3 separate regions of the Homo sapiens genome follow, and all the other regions are linked to region 1. Evidence: chromatin contacts called from ENCODE Hi-C or POLR2A ChIA-PET data. All regions are on one chromosome and are shown on one strand. The core of a region is the stretch at or near the end of the contact, and the rest is flanking DNA. Distances in the headings are between cores, read along the strand shown.

The links. Hi-C counts contacts between places; a loop is a spot of excess contacts on that map. ChIA-PET counts read pairs that join two places held with the same protein, here RNA polymerase II (POLR2A). Pooled maps may share reads with other maps.
Region 2: a pooled map shows a loop between it and region 1 (2.1-fold over the local background). The contact joins the enhancer-like site here to the promoter of JSRP1 in region 1. A Hi-C loop is called at or near these places in 1 of 37 single-sample maps with no recorded cell type and 5 of 50 pooled maps.
Region 3: a loop to region 1 is called in a pooled map, with 5 times the contacts of the local background. The contact joins the promoter of ATP8B3 here to the promoter of JSRP1 in region 1. A Hi-C loop is called at or near these places in 2 of 50 pooled maps. POLR2A ChIA-PET finds 5 or more read pairs at or near these places in 2 of 52 experiments (B cell and PC-9).

What each region holds. Positions count from the first base shown.
Region 1 is chr19:2,254,818-2,258,450 of GRCh38, reverse strand. It overlaps JSRP1 (junctional sarcoplasmic reticulum protein 1), which reads left to right and starts at 2,034. Exons shown (of 7, transcript NM_144616.4): 1 at 2,034-2,068; 2 at 3,107-3,245. The coding sequence starts at 3,137. RefSeq lists an enhancer at 2,280-2,359.
Region 2 is chr19:2,597,498-2,601,052 of GRCh38, reverse strand. All of the region lies in intron 2 of GNG7 (G protein subunit gamma 7), which reads left to right. Among named protein-coding and RNA genes, the nearest start is that of MIR7850, 31 kb to the left of the region's middle. Within about 2 kb of position 1,517, at least 33 of the 41 ENCODE cell types and tissues checked have a DNase peak (open chromatin) inside an H3K27ac peak, as active enhancers do.
Region 3 is chr19:1,810,527-1,813,829 of GRCh38, reverse strand. ATP8B3 (ATPase phospholipid transporting 8B3) reads left to right here and starts at 1,554. Exons shown (of 29, transcript NM_138813.4): 1 at 1,554-1,644; 2 at 1,946-2,341; 3 at 3,147-3,208. The coding sequence starts at 2,094. RefSeq lists enhancers at 761-920, 1,301-2,046 and a silencer at 1,471-1,840.

The DNA.
Region 1 (3,633 bases), core at 785-3,284:
TGAACCCAGGAGGCAGAGGTTGCAGTGAGCCGAGATCGCGCCATTGCACTCCAGCCTGGGTGACAGAGAGAGACTCCATCTCAACAACAACAAAAAAACTTTTAGGAAGAAAAAATAAATCTAGGTTACAAACAAGATGTTCAGCCCTTCGCTAATTATGCCAGCTTTATAAAAATAAATATGGAACTAATAATAAAATCACAAGTTACAAACAGCGGAAAGAACATGTCAAACTATTAAACAGTGTCTGTTTGGGGGCGGGAAGATGACAGGTGCTTTACAGTTTTTGCTTTCAGCTTCTCTTTGTTTCCTGTTTGTCTCTGCCTTGTGTCATACAGAAAAAAATGAGAGCCATTTCTTTTTTTTTTTCTTTTTGAGACAGAGTCTCGCTCTGTCGCCCAGGCTGGAGTGCAGTGGTGCCATCTCGGCTCACTGCAAACTCTGCCTCCCGGGTTCACGCCATTCTCCTGCCTCAGCCTCCCGAGTAGCTGGGACTACAGGCGCCCGCCACGACACTCAGCTAATTTTTTGTATTTTTAGTAGAGACGGGGTTTCACCGTGTTAGCCAGGAGGGTCTCAATCTCCTGACCTTGTGATCCACCTGCCTTGGCCTCCCAAAGTGCTGGGATTACAGGCGTGAGCCACCGCGCCCGGCCGAGAGCCGTTTCTAAAGCGGAGGGAGTGGGGACCAGGGAACCCCAGCCCTTGCTTTGCTGAAGGCGGGCTGGCCTTCTGGGTCTCTTGGTAGTTCCTGGGGAGGCCCTATTCACTCAGAATTATTATTATTATTTGAGACAGAGTCTCACTCTGTCGCCCAGGCTGGAGTGCAATGATGTGATCTCGGCTCACTGCAACCTCCACCTCCCGGGTTCAAGCAATTCTCCTGCCTCAGCCTCCCCAGTAGCTGGGATTACAGGCATCCACTATCACGCCTCACTAATTTTTGTATTTTTAATAGAGACAAGATTTCACCATGTTGGCCAGGCTGGTGTCAAACTCCCGACCTCAGGCGATCCGCCCGCCTCAGCCTCCCACAGTGCTGGGATTACAGGCGTGAGCCACCGCGCCCGGCCATTCACTCAGGATTTTTAACACACAGGCCTCACCACCAAAATCCACTTCCCCTCTTCCCTCAGGACTCCCAGAGTCACCATGCTTTGCAGGTAGGGCTCAAACATCTGCCTGCAGGCCTTAGAATGTGCCTTTGGGGGCTGAGAGACCCCGGGTCCTCTCCAGAGCAGAGGCGTCAGGTTTCTCTGCATGACGGTGTGGGAGCAGGCAGTTCCGAGTGTATGAGCCTGCCAGAGCCACAGAAACAAATGACCCCAAATACAGTGGCTTTAAACAGCAGGAATGAATGCATTGCAGGGGCTCCCGCCTGGGATCCCAGCACTTTGGGTGGCCAAGGCGAGCGGATCACATGGATTACTTGCGGTCAGGAGTTCGAGAGCAGCCTGGCCAACATAGGGAAACCCTGTCTCTACTGAAAAAAAAATACAAAAATTAGTCCGGGTGCAGTGGCTCACGCCTGTAATTCCAGCAATTTGGGAGGCCAAGGTGGGCGGATTCCGAGGTCAGGAGACCGAGACCATCCTGGCTAACACGGTGAAACCCCATCTCTACTAAAAATACAAAAAAAATTAGCCGGGCGCGGTGGCGGGCGCCTGTAGTCCCAGCTACTCGGGAGGCTGAGGCACGGGAATGGCGTGAACCCGGGAGGCGGAGCTTGCAGTGAGTGGAGATCGCGCCACCGCACTCCAGCCTGGGAGACAGAGCGAGACTCCGTCTCAAAAAAAATTGAAAACTTACCGGGTGTGATGGTGCGCGCCTGTAGTCCCAGCTGCAGGCGCTACGTCTCCCTGGGTGGCAGTGGCGAGTGCTGAGTAGGAGCAATGCCCTGCCCTGCTGCAATGGCAGGGAAGGGTGGGGGACTCCCCGGCTGTGACCTCACTCCAGCGGGCATGCTGATTGGCCCACCCGCGGTCTCTGGCCACCTGTTGCCGTCCATCACGGGGCCACCCTCCCCATCCTCCGTCCTGTCCACAAGGCTCAGCAAAGCGGCTGGCGGGTAAGCGAGGCTCGGGGGTAAGGAAGTGAGGCTGGGGGAATCCCGGGCAGAGGTGTGGGCTCCCGGGGTGTGAAGGGGTGTTGCAGAGGACTGTAAGGGTCCCCAATTCCTGGAGCTGCCCCCATGCACACCCAGGGGCCACACACCAGCCTCCCATGCTTCTTGGGCCCCTCCCCCACTGCCACGCAATAGGCCCCTTCCAGGTCTTGGAGCCCCAGGGCTGGGTGGTTTTTCAGCCTAGATACAGGGACACCCTAATCCCAGCAGCCAGAGGCCATGGGGACCCTGAAGAGTACAGCTTTGGGTCTGACTTGAAGCTCCTTGCGACCTCCAGCCAATGGCACTGTCTCTAGCCTCGGTTTCCTCATCTGTCCTATGGGAACAGAGTTAGTGGGACAAGGCAGGGTACTCTGTGTCAGGATCAGAAGACCCCCAACCACAACCGGGACCCTCCTCCCCTGCCCCGGCCTGTCACGACCAGAGCCAGGATGGTTCTGCTGCTGGGGCCTGAGCCTGTAGACTCACAGGGTCACGCAGCAGGATGTGGGTGCCCAGAATGGCAAGTCAGGGTGGCCCAGAGGGAGACCCCATGAGAGCAGAGGCCTGGGAGGGGCTGGGGCACCTGTTAGCCTGTCCCGCTGGCCTCAGGCACCAGATAAAAATAGTCCCTGGTCTCAGAGAACATGAGCTGACTCTGGGGCCAAGAGTTTCGGTTTGGGGTGCGTCTGGGACTCATTGCTGTGTTGTCCTGCAGGGGCTCCCGCCCTCTCTGGGCCAGAGCAGCCTGGGCTACTGTACTGATGGATACTGGACCCCAGTGAGGCTGGGCGGTAGGGAGGGGTCCCAGGGCAGGCATGCGGGGTCAGAGAGATGCCTGGAGTGGGCGCCGGGCCATGCCTGGCATGAGTATGAATTTGCCGAGTGAGGAGGGGTGGGAGGACGGGGCCTGTTAGTTGGTGTCCGCAGAACCTCCAGGTCAGGCCCAGGCCTGTGGCAGAGACTCAGTAAATGCAAGACCTTGTTCCCCACCCCTCCCAGCCTGGCCTGGGACCTGCTGCTGCTCCAGCCATGTCCATGACAACCAGAGCCTGGGAGGAGCTGGATGGCGGCCTGGGCAGCTGCCAGGCCCTGGAGGACCACTCTGCGCTGGCCGAGACCCAGGAGGACAGGGCTTCAGGTACCCTTGTGGCGCTGGCGGGAGGAAGCCCTTCCCTGATGGTCCCCTTGAGCCAGGAGGCCCATCTTCAGAGACTAGAGCTTCTTAGCCTCCCACACTGGACTGGCTTATAGTGTGCTCCCCATGTTCAACCCCTGGCCCTCATTTCTGCCTCAGGGGTCTGTAAGGAGCCCCCAAGGAAGACAGGTGCTGGGCCACACAGATCTAGGTTCGAATCCCACGTTGCCACTGAAATGCTGGGTGTCTTTGGGCAAAGCTGTCTCCAAGCCTGTCTGCTTTCTTTATATTTTTATATATTTTTATTATTATTTTTTGAGACAGAGCCTCATTCTGTCTTCCATGCTGGAGTACAGTGACATGATCATAAGTCACTGCAGCCTTGACCTCC
Region 2 (3,555 bases), core at 268-2,767, 340 kb before region 1:
AGCGATCCTACCACTTCAGCCTCCCAAGTAGCTGGGAGCACAGGCACACACCACCACAACTGCTTTATGTTTCTCTTTTTTATTCTCCTTCAGCCGTACTTTTCAGCTTTGAGGACTTGAGCAGGTTTATTACCATCTTGGATCGCATTTTCTCTTCTGTGAAGTAGAGAGAATACCTGTGTATTGGAGTTCTCAAAGTGTGGTCCAGGGACACCCAGGGGTTGGTCTCTGAGACCCTTTTGGTGGGGGACCACTAGGTCAAAACTGCTAAGATAGAAGCCAGGCACTGTGGCTCACACCTGTAATCCCAGCGCTTTGAGAGGTCAAGGTGGGTGGATCACCTGAGCTCAGGAGTTCGAGACCAGCCTGGCCAACATGGTGAAACCCTGTCTCTACTAAAAATTAAAAAAAAAAATTAGCCAGGTGTGGTGGTGGCGCCTGTAATCCCAGCTACTTGGGAGGCTGAGGCAGGAGAATCACTTGAACCCAGGAGGCGGAGGTTGAAGTGAGCTGAGATTGCGCCACTGCACTCCAGCCTGGGTGACAGAGCGAGACTCCATCTCACAAAAAAAAAAAAAAAAAAATGCCAAGATACTCTGGGTCTCCTTCCTCCCAGTCTCTCCCACACAGATGGTGGAGTTTTCAGAGGTTGCATGACGTTTGATATCACAGTGGATTGAACTCAGAGGCTTATACAAGAATCCAGCTGTCTTCTATTAAGCCAGACATGAAAGAAATTTGCAAAAATGTAAAACAATGCCACTATTTCCCCTCAATGTTTTTTTTTTTTGAAAAATAGTTACTTTTCACTTAAACGTGTCATCCTCCTAATATAAAATATATGGTTTAAAAAAATATTTAATGGGATTATGTTAACTTGTAACAGGAGTATAGCTAAAATCTACATAAACACAAGCTGTTTAAGGGCCTTAATTTTTTATTACCATATTTATGTATATATTTTGGCATCATATTTATATATATTTATTTTATATGACAGCTTTATTGAGATTTTTACATGCCATAGAATTCACTTTTTAAAGTGTACAATTCAGTGGTTTTTAGAATATCCAGAGTTGTGTAACCATTACCACAATCTAATTTTTTTTTTTTTTTGAGATGGAGTCTTGCTCTGTTGCCCAGGCTGGAGTGCGGTGGCGCCATCTCAGCTCTCTGCAACCTCCACCTCCAGGGCTCAAGCGATTCTCCTGCCTCAGCCTCCTGAGTAGCTGGGATCACAGGCCAGCACCACCACCCCCGGCTAATTTTTGTATTTTTAGTAGAGACGGGGTTTCGCCGTATTGCCCAGGCTGGTCTCGAACTCCTGACCGCAGGTGATCCGCCTGCCTCGGTCTCCCAAAGTGCTGGGATTACAGGCGTGAGCCACCGCGCCCGGCCTAACCCCCGGTTTTCATGCACCGTCTTTGATGTTGCCTTTAGGCCGTGCCTGAACGCCGGTGTCACAAACCAAAGCCACAATAACTCAACAGCTTCATGAAATACCCAAACTCCCCCAGCTCCTGTGACATCAGGCAGGCGGAGTGACGCGGCTGCATGGCAGGGCTGCCCGAGGGCCCCCCTCCCAGGTCCGCACCTCCACCTCCTGGAAACCCACCCGGGTGGGCGGTGCTTTCTCCCGCCGAAGTCCTAGAAATGCTCTTCCCCACCAGCTGGGTTTATTTGGATTCATCCAGCCTCGGCTGGGAGGAGGAAGGGGTGGGCCCTCCTAGTATTTATTCTGCTGGAATGGAAACCTCAGATCTTCGAGATACTCAAGCAGACAGACAGACATCTACCAAGTCAGCGAGGGGAAAGTGCGGTGTTTTCGGAGGTCAGCCCGGGACAGCAAAGCAGGCAGGCTGGGGCTCTGATCAGTTCAAAAAGCACCACGTGGTGTCTGCGGCGGAGCAACCAGCGGCACGCCCCCACCCCAGGCGTCCCTCCCACAAGCAAATAGCACAGCCCGGTGACATTGGCTTTTTCCAGCCGAGCGCGGGGCACCCGCTTCGCCTCGTGCCCGCCTCTCCCCCTCTTCATCATGGGCCCTCGGTGGAACTGTATGCTAGAAACTTCACTTTCCAATTTTGGAGATGCTTCTAGAAACTAGACTTCTTTCCAGCTTGAGGTGAGCTGGAAGTTAGATCAGTTTCCATTTCTTTCAACTGAAAACGTGATTACAGAAGTCAGTGTTTCATAAGCTTTCTTTTTCCGTGATCACCTTCTTTTGAGACATCCTTTTCCTAGTGGCTCCTTAGAAAGAATAACGGTGGCAAGAGATTTAAATGCACCCGATGTCTGATTCTTTTGACGGAAGATGCCCAAGTAGCATTATTATTATTATTATTATTATTATTATTATTATTATTATTATTATTTTATTACTTTTCATTTTTTTTGAGACGGAGTCTCGCTCTGTCGCTCAGGCTGGAGTGCAGTGGCGCGATCTCAGCTCACTGCAAGCTCTGCCTCCTGGGTTCACACCATTCTCCTGCCTCAGCCTCCCGAGTAGCTGGGACTACAGGCGCCCGCCACCACACCCAGCTAATTTTTTGTATTTTTAGTAGAGATGGGGTTTCACCGTGTTAGCCAGGATGGTCTCGATCTCCTGACCTCGTGATCCGCCCGCCTCGGCCTCCCAAAGTGCTGGGAGTACAGGCGTGAGCCACCACGCCCGGCCAATTCTGTATTTTCAGTAGAGATGTGGTTTCACCATGTTGGCCAGGCTGGTCTCGAACTCCTGACCTCAGGTGATCCGCCCACCTTGGCCTCCCAAAGTGCTGGGATTAACAGATATGAGCCACCGCGCCCGGCCGCCCACTAGTTTTGATTGTGAGTTCTTTTGGTCCTTGGTTTTCGTAAGCGTTGCTTCCTCCTCTGTAGTAGAGTAACAAGCATGCAGCGTAGAGTCGCCGTGAGAGCTGGATTCGGTCGTTGATGGACAGAGCCGAGTGGAGAGCCTGAGATGACTCAGTGCCACACAGGTGCTGCTCACACAGTTGTCCTGGTCATTGTCGTCTAACCACTGAAACTCCCTAGACTTTTCCTACACATGCACACTCACATAGATACGTACAGCAATATGGAGCGCATTGTACATTGGCAGTCCTGAGCTGCTTTTTACCTTTCTAAATTTAATTTCTTTTTTTTTTTTTTTTTTGAAACAGAGTCTCACTCTGTTGCCCAGGCTGGAGTGCAGTGGCGCAATCTCGGCTCACTGCAAGCTCTGCCTCCTGGGTTCACGCCATTCTCCTGCCTCAGCCTCCCGAGTAGCTGGCACTACAGGCGCCCGCCACCACGCCTGGCTAATTTTTTGTATTTTTAGTAGAGACGGGGTTTCACCGTGTTAGCCAGGATGGTCTCGATCTGCTGACCTCGTGATCCACCCACCTCGGCCTCCCAAAGTGCTGGGATTACAGGTGTGAGCCACCACACTCGGCCTTATTATTATTATTTTTGAGAAGGAGTTTTGCTCTTGTCACCCAGGCTGGAGTGCAGTGGCGTGATCTCGGCTCACTGCAACCTCCACCTCCTGGGTTCAAGCGATTCTCCTGCCTC
Region 3 (3,303 bases), core at 305-2,804, 440 kb after region 1:
TTATTAGAACAGTGTGTTCAAACTCCCAGCCCCGGCTTTTTTTCGTAACCACTGAGCAAGCAAGCAAGCACAGGGGAAGTGTTGAAGGAATGAAAGGAGAGAAGTCAAACACAGTGGCCTGCCTGCCTGCTTGTGGTCCCAGCTACTCTGGAGGCTGAGGCAGGAGGATCGCTTGAGCCCAGGAGGTGGAGGCTGCAGTGAGCTCTGATCGCACCACTGCACTCCAGCCCGGGTGACACAGTGAGACTCTGTCTCCAAAAAAAGAGAGGTTCCCTGGCAGCCTCCAGGGCCAAGCAGGCTTCCAATTTGGGCTTCCAAAGAAAGAGGGTTTGTGATCACCGAGAGCCCTCAGGTGGTTGCCGCTTTGATGGGGGAGGTGGCTTCCCTATCCCCCTCCACCCATGTTTGCCTCTCCCTTTGGGCCCTCACCCCAGGTAGCCTCACTCTTGGGGGCATTTCATCTTCAGCAGCCCCTCCGCACACACTTTCTGACCCTGGCTCCAGGCCCTATCGCTGGCCTGGACCCGCCCTAGCCTCGTCGCTGAACTCACCCCTGCCACTTCTTCAGTAAGGATCCCTGAGCCCCTGCCACCTGCTGGAAAGAACCCTGCGGGCTTCCTCTTGGCCTTAGGGTGGTCTCAATGGCTATAACCGCCTCTCCCCAGCCTGGTGCTCAGCCCTGCATCTGCGCCTAGGAGGCGCTCGTTGAACGTGTATGGGATGAATGAACGAACCCAGGACACGGATCAGACATGACTTACATAACCGCCGTTACCTGTGGTCCTTCCTCCTGCACTCTGCCACGCTGGCCGCACCAGCCTCAGCCCCGTCAGGTCTGCAAGGCCCATTCCGACCTGACCCAGGCCCACCTTTCCAAGAACCCTTCCAACCCCGCCCTGCGGTGCAGGTTCTTTCTGCTCCCTGACCAAGCCCGGCCCGGCCCTGCCCTGACACCCTCTTCCCTTTCAGGCTCCGCCCCTGCACTGGCACTGCTCCCTAAGGCCCTCCCAAGGCCCTGCCTTCTGTCCTGGACCCACCCTGAGCGCCCTCCTACCCTGACCCTGCTCTGCGCGGCCCCGCCTTCCTCCTTTGTAACGGCTCCGGATCCCAGCCCCGCCCCTACCATAACACTGCTCCGCAAGGCCATGCTCAACCCCGCTTCCCGCTCTGGCCAAGCCCCTGAGTCCTGGCCCCGCCCCTACTCTGACTTTGCTCAGCGAGACCCCGCTCGTCCTCGCCTTCCTTCTAGTCCCTTCCCCAAAGTCCCGGCCCCTCCCCAGACCCAGGCACTGCTCCCGAGCGTCTTCTATCCCGGCCTGTTCTGCGAGGCTCTGCGAGGCCCCGCCCTTCGGCCGTGACCGCGTCCCTGAGGCCTGGCCCCCATCCTGCTCGGCCGTGCTCCGCTCGGCCCCACCCTCGAGGCCCCGCCCCTTCTTCGCCTTGGCCCCACCCACCCCCTCCAGGCCCCGCCCCCGGCCCCCTTCCGGGGTCCGAACTGGCTCCACCTTCGCCTTGGCCGGGCCCCGAGGCCCCGCCCCGAGATCCCGCCCCCCGTTTCAGGACCGTTGGCACCGGGCTAACGGTTCCACCACGTCCGCCGCCCTGGACGCCCGCGGCCTGCCCCCCCCTGCCTCTCCTGCGCCGGTGAGCGGCGGGTGCTCCCACTGCTGTGCGTCCCCGGGAGCCCGCGCACCCTCTCTGGGCTCCACCCAGGCTGAGAGCTGGGGTCGTGGCGGCGGGGGTGGAGAGCGCGCCCCTAGAGGTTCGCGCGGTCGGGGCCCCGGGGCGGGTGCAGACAGCCCTGGACTCTGGAGCCCTGTCCAGGGCGGTCCTGTGCCCCTGCGGCTGCGGGAAGACGGGGTGGGGGGCTTCCGAGTAATGGGGCATCCCAGTTAGTGAGGGGGCAGGAAGCCAGCGCTGTGTCCGTGTCTCTTTCTGCCCCCAGATACACTTCGAGTGGATTCTGGCCATTTGAGCATTCTCTCCAACTCTCCAATCCCCAGTCTGCCCCCACGGGGGTCTCCCCCACCTCTCCCCCGTCCCACAGCCTAAACCCCTCTTCGCCCTGAACCTCCCTTTTCCTCATGCGGTGAATGGGCACTGGCCCCGCTCAGACTCCCAGGAGCACCAGAGCTGGCCCTGAGCCAAGCCCTGCCCCACCAGGACCTGGGGACACGGGTGACTCAGACGTGACTCAGGAAGGCTCAGGTCCTGCTGGCATCCGCGGAGGTGAGACGGTGATCAGAGCTGGGATGGGAGACTCCCCAGGCAGAGGGGCACCTGAGAGGAGGCACAAGGCCCAGCCTGGCCGGGCTAGGAAGTATGAATGGAGACCAGAAGGGTGAGGACGGGTGCATCGGGTGGCCGGAACACAGGGGCAGGGGCTTGGCGGGGAGGGCACTGCTAGAGAGCTGGCAGGTGGGGGGCCAGTTGCTGGCGTCTAGGGGTGGTTTGCCCATCCTCATAGGGGGCCAAACCAGGGCCCCCGGTGCAGGGCTAGAGCCAGACCCACATTCCTGAACCTGCTAGTGGAGAAGATTCCAGGATCTTCTGACGATGTCCGTCTGCCTCCATCGCCCCCATCAGAGTTTGCTGCCCAGCCTGGGGGGGTGAGGAGGGGAGTGGCCATGCCTGACCCTCATGCTGTGTTTTGAGATATAACATATAGCCCGGGGGTCCCATTCAGTCAGTGAACAGATGACTGAGCCCCTAAGCTGGTGCCACATGGGGAGAGGGGCAGGAGGCCGTCAGTGAAACCAGGAGGAGGTGAGAGTGGTCCTTTCAGGAAAAGCGAGGTGTGGGGAGCAGTGGCCGGAGGCTGGCATGGCCAGAGGCTGGCATGGCTGGCGGTAGAGTCCTTCTAGGCTGTACTGGCGGGAGGCGACCAGGGTGGCTGGCGGGGGACACTGGCAGATGGGCTGTTGCAGGTTTGAGGATCATCTTGGGGTCCCCTAGGTCTCAGGATGTCCAAGGCAAGACACACAGCCTATGGCTGGACATTCAGAGCCTGGCGGGGAGGCTGCAGATGAGTGTGGGAGGTAGCATTTGAGAGGGTCGGCCCCTAGGCTGTGAGCTCCTTGAAGACCGAGTGGTGCCCAGCAAGGGCTGGGGTCACTGCTGTGACCCGGGGCCCTTCTCTCCCACAGCCCCACCAGCATGGGCAGCCTCGGCCAGAGAGAAGATCTCCAAGATGAGGACAGGAACTCAGGTGCTGATCCTGGGCAGAGGGGGCGGTGCAGGTGGGAGGGATTATGAAGTTCAGGGCTGGCCAGGCGTGGTGGCTCTCCCCTGTAATCCCGGCAC